Regions from separate parts of the Homo sapiens genome. Here region 1 is linked to region 2. The links are chromatin contacts, found by Hi-C or POLR2A ChIA-PET in ENCODE. All regions are on one chromosome and are shown on one strand. The core of a region is the stretch at or near the end of the contact, and the rest is flanking DNA. Distances in the headings are between cores, read along the strand shown. Region 1 overlaps CCNY (cyclin Y). Region 2 has its middle 16 kb from the start of LINC02634.

What was found. A loop is a pair of places that touch in the nucleus more often than their neighbours do. ChIA-PET counts read pairs that join two places held with the same protein, here RNA polymerase II (POLR2A). Pooled maps may share reads with other maps.
Region 1: a map of CD4-positive, alpha-beta T cell shows a loop between it and region 2 (2.4-fold over the local background). The contact joins two enhancer-like sites. A Hi-C loop is called at or near these places in 6 of 168 maps with a recorded cell type or tissue (CD4-positive, alpha-beta T cell, CD8-positive, alpha-beta T cell, Caco-2 and 2 more), 2 of 37 single-sample maps with no recorded cell type and 6 of 50 pooled maps. POLR2A ChIA-PET finds 5 or more read pairs at or near these places in 3 of 52 experiments (OCI-LY7, activated naive CD8-positive, alpha-beta T cell and endothelial cell of umbilical vein).

What each region holds. Positions count from the first base shown.
Region 1 is chr10:35,494,488-35,499,499 of GRCh38, forward strand. All of the region lies in intron 2 of CCNY (cyclin Y), which reads left to right. Among named protein-coding and RNA genes, the nearest start is that of GJD4, 110 kb to the right of the region's middle. RefSeq lists enhancers at 1,105-1,154, 4,154-4,303. Within about 2 kb of position 1,329, at least 8 of the 41 ENCODE cell types and tissues checked have a DNase peak (open chromatin) inside an H3K27ac peak, as active enhancers do.
Region 2 is chr10:35,257,893-35,262,784 of GRCh38, forward strand. It overlaps a transcript of CCNY not described here. Among named protein-coding and RNA genes, the nearest start is that of LINC02634, 16 kb to the left of the region's middle. Within about 2 kb of position 2,324, at least 2 of the 41 ENCODE cell types and tissues checked have a DNase peak (open chromatin) inside an H3K27ac peak, as active enhancers do.

The DNA of each region.
Region 1 (5,012 bases), core at 79-2,578, 240 kb after region 2:
TACAATCATAATCATCTAGAAATAGTATACGTGAATATTTAGTGTCAGAATGGGGAAGGGGCATGTAAGTTTGTAGAAGCAATGAAGGAAGTTGCCTAAAAATGAAAACTCATGTCCAAATGCATCTAACAATGAAATCATCAGTGATGGAAATATCACAATCTATAGGAAAAAGGATTAATGCCTTTATGTATTAAAGAATTATTATACAATCAGTCAAAATGCTAACACACCAATAGAAAAATGGGCATATTTCTGTTGGCATGTTCATATATGAGCACATGTATACTTGCACATACTTATATACAAATACATTCATATGCAAAAGTACACATCATGCTTGCTTTGTATATATGCGCACAAAAGAGACTCAAAGGATACACATCAGAATATTAATAGTGATTGTCTCTGGATTGTTGGATTAAACAGGTTGGGCCTCTCAAATTCAAAAATTTGAAATCTGAAATGCTCCAAGATGGATCTGCAACTTACTGAGCACCAACCTGATGTTCAAAGGAAATACTCATTGGAGCATTTTGGATTTCACATTTTTGGATTTGGGATGCTCAAATAATGCAGAATTTCAAAATCTGATAAAAAATATCCTAAATCCACAATACTTCTGGACCCACGCATTTCAGATAAGGGGTGATAAGGATACTCTGTGTGTGTGTATGTTTTATGTATCTCTGTGTTTTCCAAGCAAGCTTTTAATTTTTATTTGCAGTTGCATTTTCTTCTTTATATGGCTCTGTATTTTCCAAATTTTCTGCAATAAGCATGCATTTCTTTTCTGATTAGCAGAAAGTTTTAAATGGATGCCACTTAGCTGAAGTTTCTGTGCTTCTGAAGAAATCCTTTGGCCTTAGATATTCTCTGTGAGAAACAGAAAACCTCTCAAGTGTGTTGGCAGCTTAGGTGGATATTTGTTCTTTGAATAGTTTTCTCCTTATGTTCTTCCTTCGTCTACTTCCTATTCTCTTCCCTGGAATTTTCTCCTCTCCATGACTGGCTGTGCCCTCAACATCTTAGAAATGTTTCTATGTCTTTTCATTTTTGTTTCATTGGCTTTGCTTATTTAGATTTCACTTTGAATGCACAGAATGTCACGTTCCTCTGTGCCCAGATTTCGAAATAAGAGCAGGTCCTGGACAGTTCAGAGCAGGCCAGAGGTCTAATTGGAAGCTCCCTTCCTGCAGCACAGGAGGTGTGCCTTGGGGGGAAATGGCCACACCAGGATGCTTTGTTCTGGGCTCCAAAGTGTGGGTGATGTTCCTGCTACAGTGCACTTTGTGTCCTGGCCGTTTGTGTTCATGACGACTTCCCTGTCAGGGCAGGAGCTCAGCAGGGCAGGAGCCTCCATGTGCATTCTGAACAGGGGCTCAACAGTTGTTTTGAATTGAGTGAGTGAGTGAGTGAGTGAGTGAATTCACTGAATTATTGAAAACTGTAGGAACTGTGTGGTCATCTCAAATTTACTATAAGAAAAGTTAATAGTAAACTTTTAATTTTATTGTTCAAGGCCTGATCTGTGCTACCCACAGGAAAAAGGAAAGGGAAATGAAACCTTTTCTTTTCAACCAGATCTTTGTGATCTGCATTGGAGCTATCTCAGCAATCAGCTTCGTATATCCAAACAAAATTCTGTCATTCTTTAGTTGAAGCCTGCCTCTTGTGTGGCCTGCCAGTCCTTCACATCCAGAGTAGTTAATCAGTTAAGTAAATTTTCTTTGTAGAATAGCACAGCTCTATTCATACCTGGTTCTAATTGTCATTCTGTTTTTAAATGGGACTCGTTTTATGCAGATGCCAAGGATGCCTGTGCACACCAGTGATGTTCTTGTTGGAGGGCGGATGTATAGAGGAAGGGGTCCTACACGCGGTCTCCTCTCTTCTTCTTCTGGGCCTTCCCTTCCTTGGCCTGCTTGGGCTCTTCCCTAGTTTGCCAAAGAAAGAGTATCTTAGGTATCTTAGGACCTTTTTAGTACCAGCATCCTATGGCTTGGTGGTGGCTAACACTTGCCATTGGAAGGTCGGTCTATTTTAGAAATGGAAGAGGAGAGTCAGGTGCGGTGGCTCATACCTGTAATCCCAAAACTTTGGGGGGTGCTGAGACAGGAGGATTGCTTGAGCTCAGGAGTTCAATACCAGCCTGGGCGACATAGTGAGATCTCATCTCTAAAAAAGAAAAAAATTGGAAATGGAAGAGGAGAAACCAAGGTAATCTTTTAAATGCCTACCTATGACAGGAATCAGCTGAAATGGTGTTTAGATTGTTAACAAATCCTCATTAATAATCACACACTAGGTTGAAAGTTGTATTTTAAAGAGTCACTTGTGTGACATTGTGGCAAGAGAGTGTCCCATAGCAACTTAAGTGTAATTTTGTTTGTCCCTCAGATTGCAAACACTGCCTTTTACTCTCTTCACTCCCCATTTTATCAGGAGAAGACTTTTAATGCCAACTGTATTGTTTTTGCTGATTTTAGATGGCTTATTTTTAAAGCCTCTGGTCCATTTTCTGTTTACATCTTTATGGACTGTCACTGTAGCCAATTAAAAATCCTCTTAACTATCATAGATTGTGTCAAAGGAGATTGCTGTTATTCCTCTCCCAGGAAAGAAAAAATTTATGATCCATATCAATTTATTGCCTGTTTTCTCTAAAGAAGCAAAACATAATTATTAGTTAATTCAGTTAGACATTAACTCAGAAAACTCCAGAGATTTTGATTGATTGTTATAGTAACCAAAAATATTGAAGTGTTAAAGATGACTAAAACCACCTATTAGAAATGAGTTGGCATATTGCTTATACCATTACATAAAATAGCTAAAGCATTTTGAATTTCAGAGCTGTACCCACATCAGCCTCAGTGGTTTCAAATTTATTTTAAAGACAGATTTAGATTTGGGCAATTCTGTCAGTCTTTTCAGGTGATACACCACTGTAAAATATTCTGCTTATCACTGGGTGTGGTGGTTCACGCCTGTAATCCCAGCGCTTTGGGAGGCCGAGGCAGGTGGATCACTTGAGGTGAGGAGTTCGAGACCAGCCTGGCCAACATGGCAAAACCCTGTCTCTACTAAAAAATACAAAAAATTAGCTGGATGTGGTGGTGCACCCCTGTACTCTCAGCTACTTAGGCAGGAGAGGCAGGAGAATTGCTTGAACCTGGGAGGTGGAGTGAGTCAGCTCACTTCCCTCCAGCCTGGATTACAGAGCGAGACTCCGTCTCAAAAAAAAAAAAAAAAAAAAAAATTCTACTTATCTTATTCCCCCTATGGTAATGTCTTGGTTGTGCTCCTGCTAGCTTAGGGGAAAAGGAGTAATTAATTTTAAGGGCACTGAGGGTATCTCAGACAGCTCATGAATTGGTGGAACTGGGTACTAAAAGCTGTTAGGACTAAGGCAGCACCTGCCTTCTGCCCATCTCCCTCTGCCGTGTTTCTCTGCATGGCAGAGGGACACCACTGCTTTATGGGGGTCCAGGAATCATAAGACACAAAATACAGTCACACTCATGACTGTAACTTATTACAGTGCAAGCACATGAGGCAAACTCAGTACAGGGAAGAGGTGCACAGGGCGAGTCCTCTCCCATGGAGCCACACAGGTTGCACTTTATCCCCCCATTCACAAATGAGTTGTGAAAACACCTGTGGAATGTTGTCAGCCAGGGAAACTCCTGGGTAGAGACCCAGCACCCAGGATTTTTATGGAGGACCACTCATGTAAGAAGGCTCTGCCTGTTAAGTACCAAAGTTCCAGACTCCCAGAAGGAAATAAACCATACTGTGTGCGGCATAGAGCATATTGTTTGTGCAGACAGCTTAGGCACAGTGAGCCACTCCTACCAGTTAGGAAATGATGGGAAGGAACCCTCCTAAATCCAAGTTCCCAGATACCAGCCAAGGGCCAGCCTTGCAACAGGCCCTTTAAGGATGGCTGTCAGATCTGCTGCTTCACTCTTTCCTGCACAGCGGAGTCCCACCCCAGTCTGAAGTTTACACATCATACCCTCAGTTAAGGTTGAGCAGAGCCCTTTGAGTATGTCCCAACTCCAGATTCCCAGGAGAAGGAGTTAGCCCAGAGAGGGTAAAGTTACCCCCCAATCCAGGCAGGATGGTCAGAGTAATGGGTCACATGGTCTAACGTGGATATCAGGCATTCTTCCCATCTGGGTAGGGACAGGTTGTTGGTTTGGGGGCGCGGAAGACGCTCCAGAAGCAAGTCGGCCATAGAGATGCATGTGTGGAAAATCTTCTCAGAAACTGTGCAGACTTCATCTGCCAAAGACCCTCTTATGTTAGGAGGAGCATTACAAAACCATACAGGAAAGTGGCACCTGATTCAGGCCCCAGGAGCCCCAGGTTGCTCTGAGGAAATAGGGTAGTGTGTAGGTGTTCATTTGCATAGAAGCAGTGAATGCCTGAGAGATTCTGTAATAGATTCAGATAGCTTATCCTCAGGTGTTCTGTAATAGTCTTAGTGAACTTTCGTTTTTCTTCACCATTCTGATTGCAGCCAGTTGGAGTTCATGAAAATAGCCTGATTCCTCCCTGAGATTGATCCTTGTAGGTGGTGGACAAAAATGGCATATGTGTTTATAATATTCTTCTGTGTCTGCTGTAGTTTTTTTTTTGTTTGTTTGAAAGCTTTTGTATTAGTATGTTTTCACACTGCTGATAAAGATATACCCCAGACTGGGCAGTTTACAAAAGAGGTTTAAGGGACTTACAGTTCCACGTAGCTGGGGAGGCGTCACAGTCATGGTGGAAGGTATCTCAGGCACGTCTCACATCGCGGCAGAGAAGAGAAGAGGGCTTGTGCAGAGAAACTCCTGTTTTTACAATCATCAGATCTCATGAGACTTATCACTATCATGAGAACAGCATGGGAAAGACCTGCCCCCATGATTCAATTACCTTCCACCAGGTCCCTCCCACAACATGTGGGAATTCAAGATGAGATTTGGGTGGGGACACAGCCAAACCATATCAGCTTTCTT
Region 2 (4,892 bases), core at 1,074-3,573:
CCACAAGTCCCTTAGATTCTGTTTACTTTTCTTCAATCTTTTTTCCTTCTGTTCCTTAGACTCAATAATTTCCACTGTCTTTTCTTTAACTTTACTGACTCCTCCTTCTGCCTGCTCAAATCTGCCTTTGAATCCCTCTAGTGAATTTTTCATTTTATTGTGCTTTTCAGCTCTAGAATTTTTTTGTTTCTTTGGGAGGCAGAGGTTGCAGTGAGCCAAAATCGTGCCACTGCACTCCAGCCTGGGCGACAGAGTGAGACTCTGTCTCTAAATAAATAAATAAAACACAGTAACTCTGGAAATCAGATTCTCAGAGTTTGCTGTTCTTTGTTATGGTTTTTGTTTATTGTTGTTATTGTTAACAACTGCCTTTGTGACAAGAAGTCAGGCTGAGGTGAAAAGCTGATGTCTTCTGAGGCCTCTTCTGAGCCTGTGCCTTTCCCTGGGCAGGTGTGAGTACTTCCTAATTTTCCCTGTATATGCAGTTGCTTTTGACTATCCCAGACTTTAGTATCTGACTCCCAAGGGGGAAAGAAAGAAAAAATGAAGGTGGGGGAAGAGTGCTGGCCCTTCATTTCCAGAGGAGGAGGGTCTTGCCACAATGACAGAGGTGCAACAAAATCATCCACCTGCTTCTTTTTGCCTCTGTAATCAAAAGCAGCAACCAGTGATTCTGATATTTGTGGAGATTCCTAATAGTTGGAGGATAGGGCTTCTTTGCCGACCCTGGCTCCTGCAAGTTGGTTCAATCTGCCTTAGAAACACATGTGGGGTACAGTGGCTCACGCCTTTCCCAGCACTTTGGGAGGCCGAGGTGGGCGGATCATGAGGTCAGGAGTTCAAGACCAGCCTGGCCAACAGAGTGAAACCCTGTCTCTACTAAAAATACAAAAATAAGCTGAGTGTGGTGGCATGAGCCTGTAGTCCCAGCTACTTGGGGAGGCTGAGGCAGGAGAATGATTGAACCTGGGAGGCGGAGTTTGCAGTGAGCCGAGATCGAGCCACTGCACTCCAGCCTGGGTGACAGAGAGAGACTGTCTTAAAAAAAAAAAAAAAAGGAAACACATGCACTGCTGCCTGCCGTGGGGAAAGGTGGTGAGGAAAAGGGTAGCTGCTACCGCACCAAGAGCTGAAATTGACCAAAATTAACCACAATTTACCATCTAAGTCATTCTGCTGAAAGCTGCAAGTCTTCAATAGATTCCAGAGTTCTAAAACAGTTATGACAAAGAGATTCTGCCCGGGTAATTGTTATCTAGATAGGGAGACCGATTCTTGGTGCTTCCTATTCGATCATCTTTCCAGAATCCTCTGTCCAGGCCTTTGTTTGAAAGTATAGCTTTAAATCTTGTTATTTTTCCTTGGGTGGGGTTTTATTTTCAGCCTTATTTATTCACTGTGGCCTTGACTTCCTAGGGTCAAGTGATCCTCCCACCTCAGCCTCTTGAGTAGCTAGGAGTGCACCACCATGCTTGGCTGGTTTTTAAATTTTCTGTAGAGATGGGATCTCACTATGTTGCCCAAGCTGGTCTTGAACTCCTGGGCTCAAGCTTCACAAAGTGCTGGGATTATCGGCATAAACCACCACACCCAGTCCTGGTTGTTTTTTTTTTTTTTTTTTTTTTTTTGAGACAGAGTCTTGCTCTGTCACCCAGGCTGGAGTGCAGTGGCATGATCTTGGCTCACTGCAACCTCCACCTCCTGGGTTCAAGTGATTCTCCTGCCTCAGCCTTCCAAGTAGCTGGGATTACAGACACACACCATCATGCCTGGCTAATTGTTTTTTTTTTTTTTTTTTTTTTAGAGACGAGGTTTGGCCATGTTGGCCAGGCTGTTCTCGAACTCCTGGCCTCAAGTGATCCGCCTGCCTCGGCCTCCCAAAGTGCTGGGATTACAGGCTTGAGCCACTGGACCCAGCCCCAGTCCTATTTTTTTTTTAATGTAGAAAAGAAAATGTGGGCTCTTCTTAAGGAAATTTTATGCATAATCAAACAACATACTTTTTTTTTTTTTTAAAGGGACCCTGGGGCATCCCATTGGCTCAGAAAATCACTTGCTCTTCAAACTCTTACAGCCATTTTCTATTATACTAATGTCCCAGGAAGAAAGCAAAACTACCAGGGCCAGAGAAAGCACGGCAATCTCTATGTTGGGACTAAGAATTTGATCCTGTTCATGCTTTGTCTTTCTACTTCCACCTTCAGTGCCTTTTTCTGTTCTTTTCCGGTGCTCTCTTTTCTCTCTTTTCTCCTCTCCCCCATGCCTCTTGTGGTATCATGCTACCTCATCCTTCCTATCATGACCAAGGCATTTGATGAACTCATTCCTGCCAGCTCTTCTCAGAGTCTGAGTCAGACAGGACCACAGGGAGAAAAGACTCTTGAATCATGGGACTTACATTTGGGTTAAAGCACAGACCAAATGCTGTATGTAAGAGCCTACCTCTGCAAGGCTGCCCCTGCTCCCACTATTGCACCCATCCTGCCAGGGGCCGACTGGGCTGACACCATCATTCCCGTCACTCCCACCACTCCCCTCCCCTCCCAGAATTGCAATAGTATGTCAAATCTGGGACCCCGATCAGGGATCTGGGAAGTTGAGAAAGCATCCAGTTGGCAAACTAAGATATGGGTTTCACCCTAAGAAAAGAGTTTTAAATGCTGGCTGTGCATGAAAATTGCCTGGGAAATTTTAGAAGAATGTAAGCGCCTGTGCCCCATCTGAGGTCAATCAGGTCATTTGATGTGGTTTAGAATAACTGCCCAGTTAACATTGCCAGGCAGGGACTGTCACCAGGACATAATTTCTCTTCTCCACATCCAAATCCTGACCAATGCCTAATGGAAGGGACTTTTGGGATCCTTGAGTTACATTAGAAGCTGATAGTTCCATTTAAAGATCGTGGCAGTTCCTGCAAGGCTTGGTGTGTTAAGTGTGTGAACAGTGGCCCCGGTTCTGTGGCTCAAATCTATAATCCCAAAACTTGGGCAGGAAGATTGCTCAAAGCCAGAAGTTCAAAACCAGCCACGGCAACCTTGTGAGACCCCGTCTCTACAAAAAATAAAACAATGAGCTGGGCATGGTGGTGCACACCTGTGGTCCTGGCTACATGGGAGGCCAAAGTGGGAGGATCACTTGAGCCCAGGAAGTTGAGGCCACAGTGAGCCGTGATTGTGCTACTGCACTCCGCCTAGGTGACAGAGCAATAATCTGCCTTAAAAAAACAAAAGAAAACAAAACAAAACTGAATAGCTTTGGCAGGTTGAGGAAGGAGGATCGCTTGAGGTCAGCAGTTTGAGACCAGCCTGGACAACATAGCAAGACCCTGTCTCTAAAAAAAAAAAAAATTTTTTTTTTTTTTTTTTGAGAGGGAGTCTCTGTCGCCGAGGCTGGAGTGCAGCCTGGTGCGATCTCAGCTCACAGCAACCTCCGCCTTCTGGGTTCAAGCGATTTTGCTGCCTCAGCTTCCCAAGAAGCTGAGATTACAGGCGTATGCTAACACTCTTGGCTAATTTTTGTATTTTTAGTAGAGACAGGGTTTTGCCATGTTGGCCAGGCTGGTCTCAAACTCCTGACCTCAGGTGATCTGCCCACCTTGGCCTCCCAAAGTGCTGAGATTACAGGCATGAGCCACCACACCTGGCCTACAAAAAATTTAAAAAATTAACCAGGCTTGGTGGCTCATGCCTGTAGTCTTAACTACTCAGGAGGCTGAAGCAGGAGGATTGCTTGATCCCAGGAGGTCGAGGCTACAGTGAGCCACCATGATGCTGTTGTATTCCAGCTTGGGTGACAAAGGGAGACCCAATCTCTAAAAAAATTTAACGGAATATAGATAACTGAATAGGCCAGGCACAGTGGCTCATGCCTGTAATCCCAGAACTTTGGGAGGCCAATGCAGGCAGATCACCTGAGGTCAGGAGTTCAAGACCAGCCTGGCCAAAATGGCAAAACCCCGTCTCTACTAAAAACACAAAAATTAGCCAGGCATGGTGGTGCGTGCCTGTAATCCCAGCTACTTGGGAGGCTAAGGCAAGAGAATTACTTGAACCAGGGAGGTGGAGGTTGCAGTGAGCTGAGATGGTACCATTGCACTCCAGCCTGGTCAAAAAGAGTGAAACTTCATCTCAAAAAAATAAAATAAAATAAAAAGAGAGATCAGGAGTTCGAGACAGCCTGGGCAACATGGCAAAACCTCATCTCTACTAAAAATACAAAAATTACCTGGGCATGGTGGTGCATGCCTGTAGTCCCAGCTACTTGGGAAGCTGAAACAGAAGAATCTCTTGAACCCAGGAGGCGGAGGCTGCAGTGAGCCAAGATGGCACCTCTGCACTCCCACCTGGACAACAGAAACTCTGTCTCAAAAAAAAAAAAAAAAAAAAAAGAATTGAATAGTATGAGTGTCACACAGAAGGTCAACATGAGTCATTTTATTTTATTTTATTTTATTTTATTTTATTTTATTTTATTTTATTTTATTTGAGATACAGTCTCACTCTGTTGCCCAGGCTAGAGTGCAGTGGTACAATCTCAGCTCACTGCAACCTCTGACTCCTGGGTTCAAGCAATTCTCTTGTCTCTGCCTCCCGAGTAGCTGGGACTACAGGTGCACGCCACCACACCTGGCTTATTTGTTTATGTTTTTTAATAGAGATGGGGTTTCACCATATTGGTTAGGCTGGTCTAGAACTCCTGACCTCATGTGATGCATCCACTTCGGCCTCCCAAAGTGCTAGGATTACAGGGGTGAGTCGCCATGACTGGCCAGCATGAGTCAATTATAAACTAATTATATCATTGATTGATATTGGGACTGGGGAGTCTAAAAGTTTGGATTATCCTGGTATTGACTTTCCTTTAGATTCTCTAGAAAGCATCTTGAAGAAACA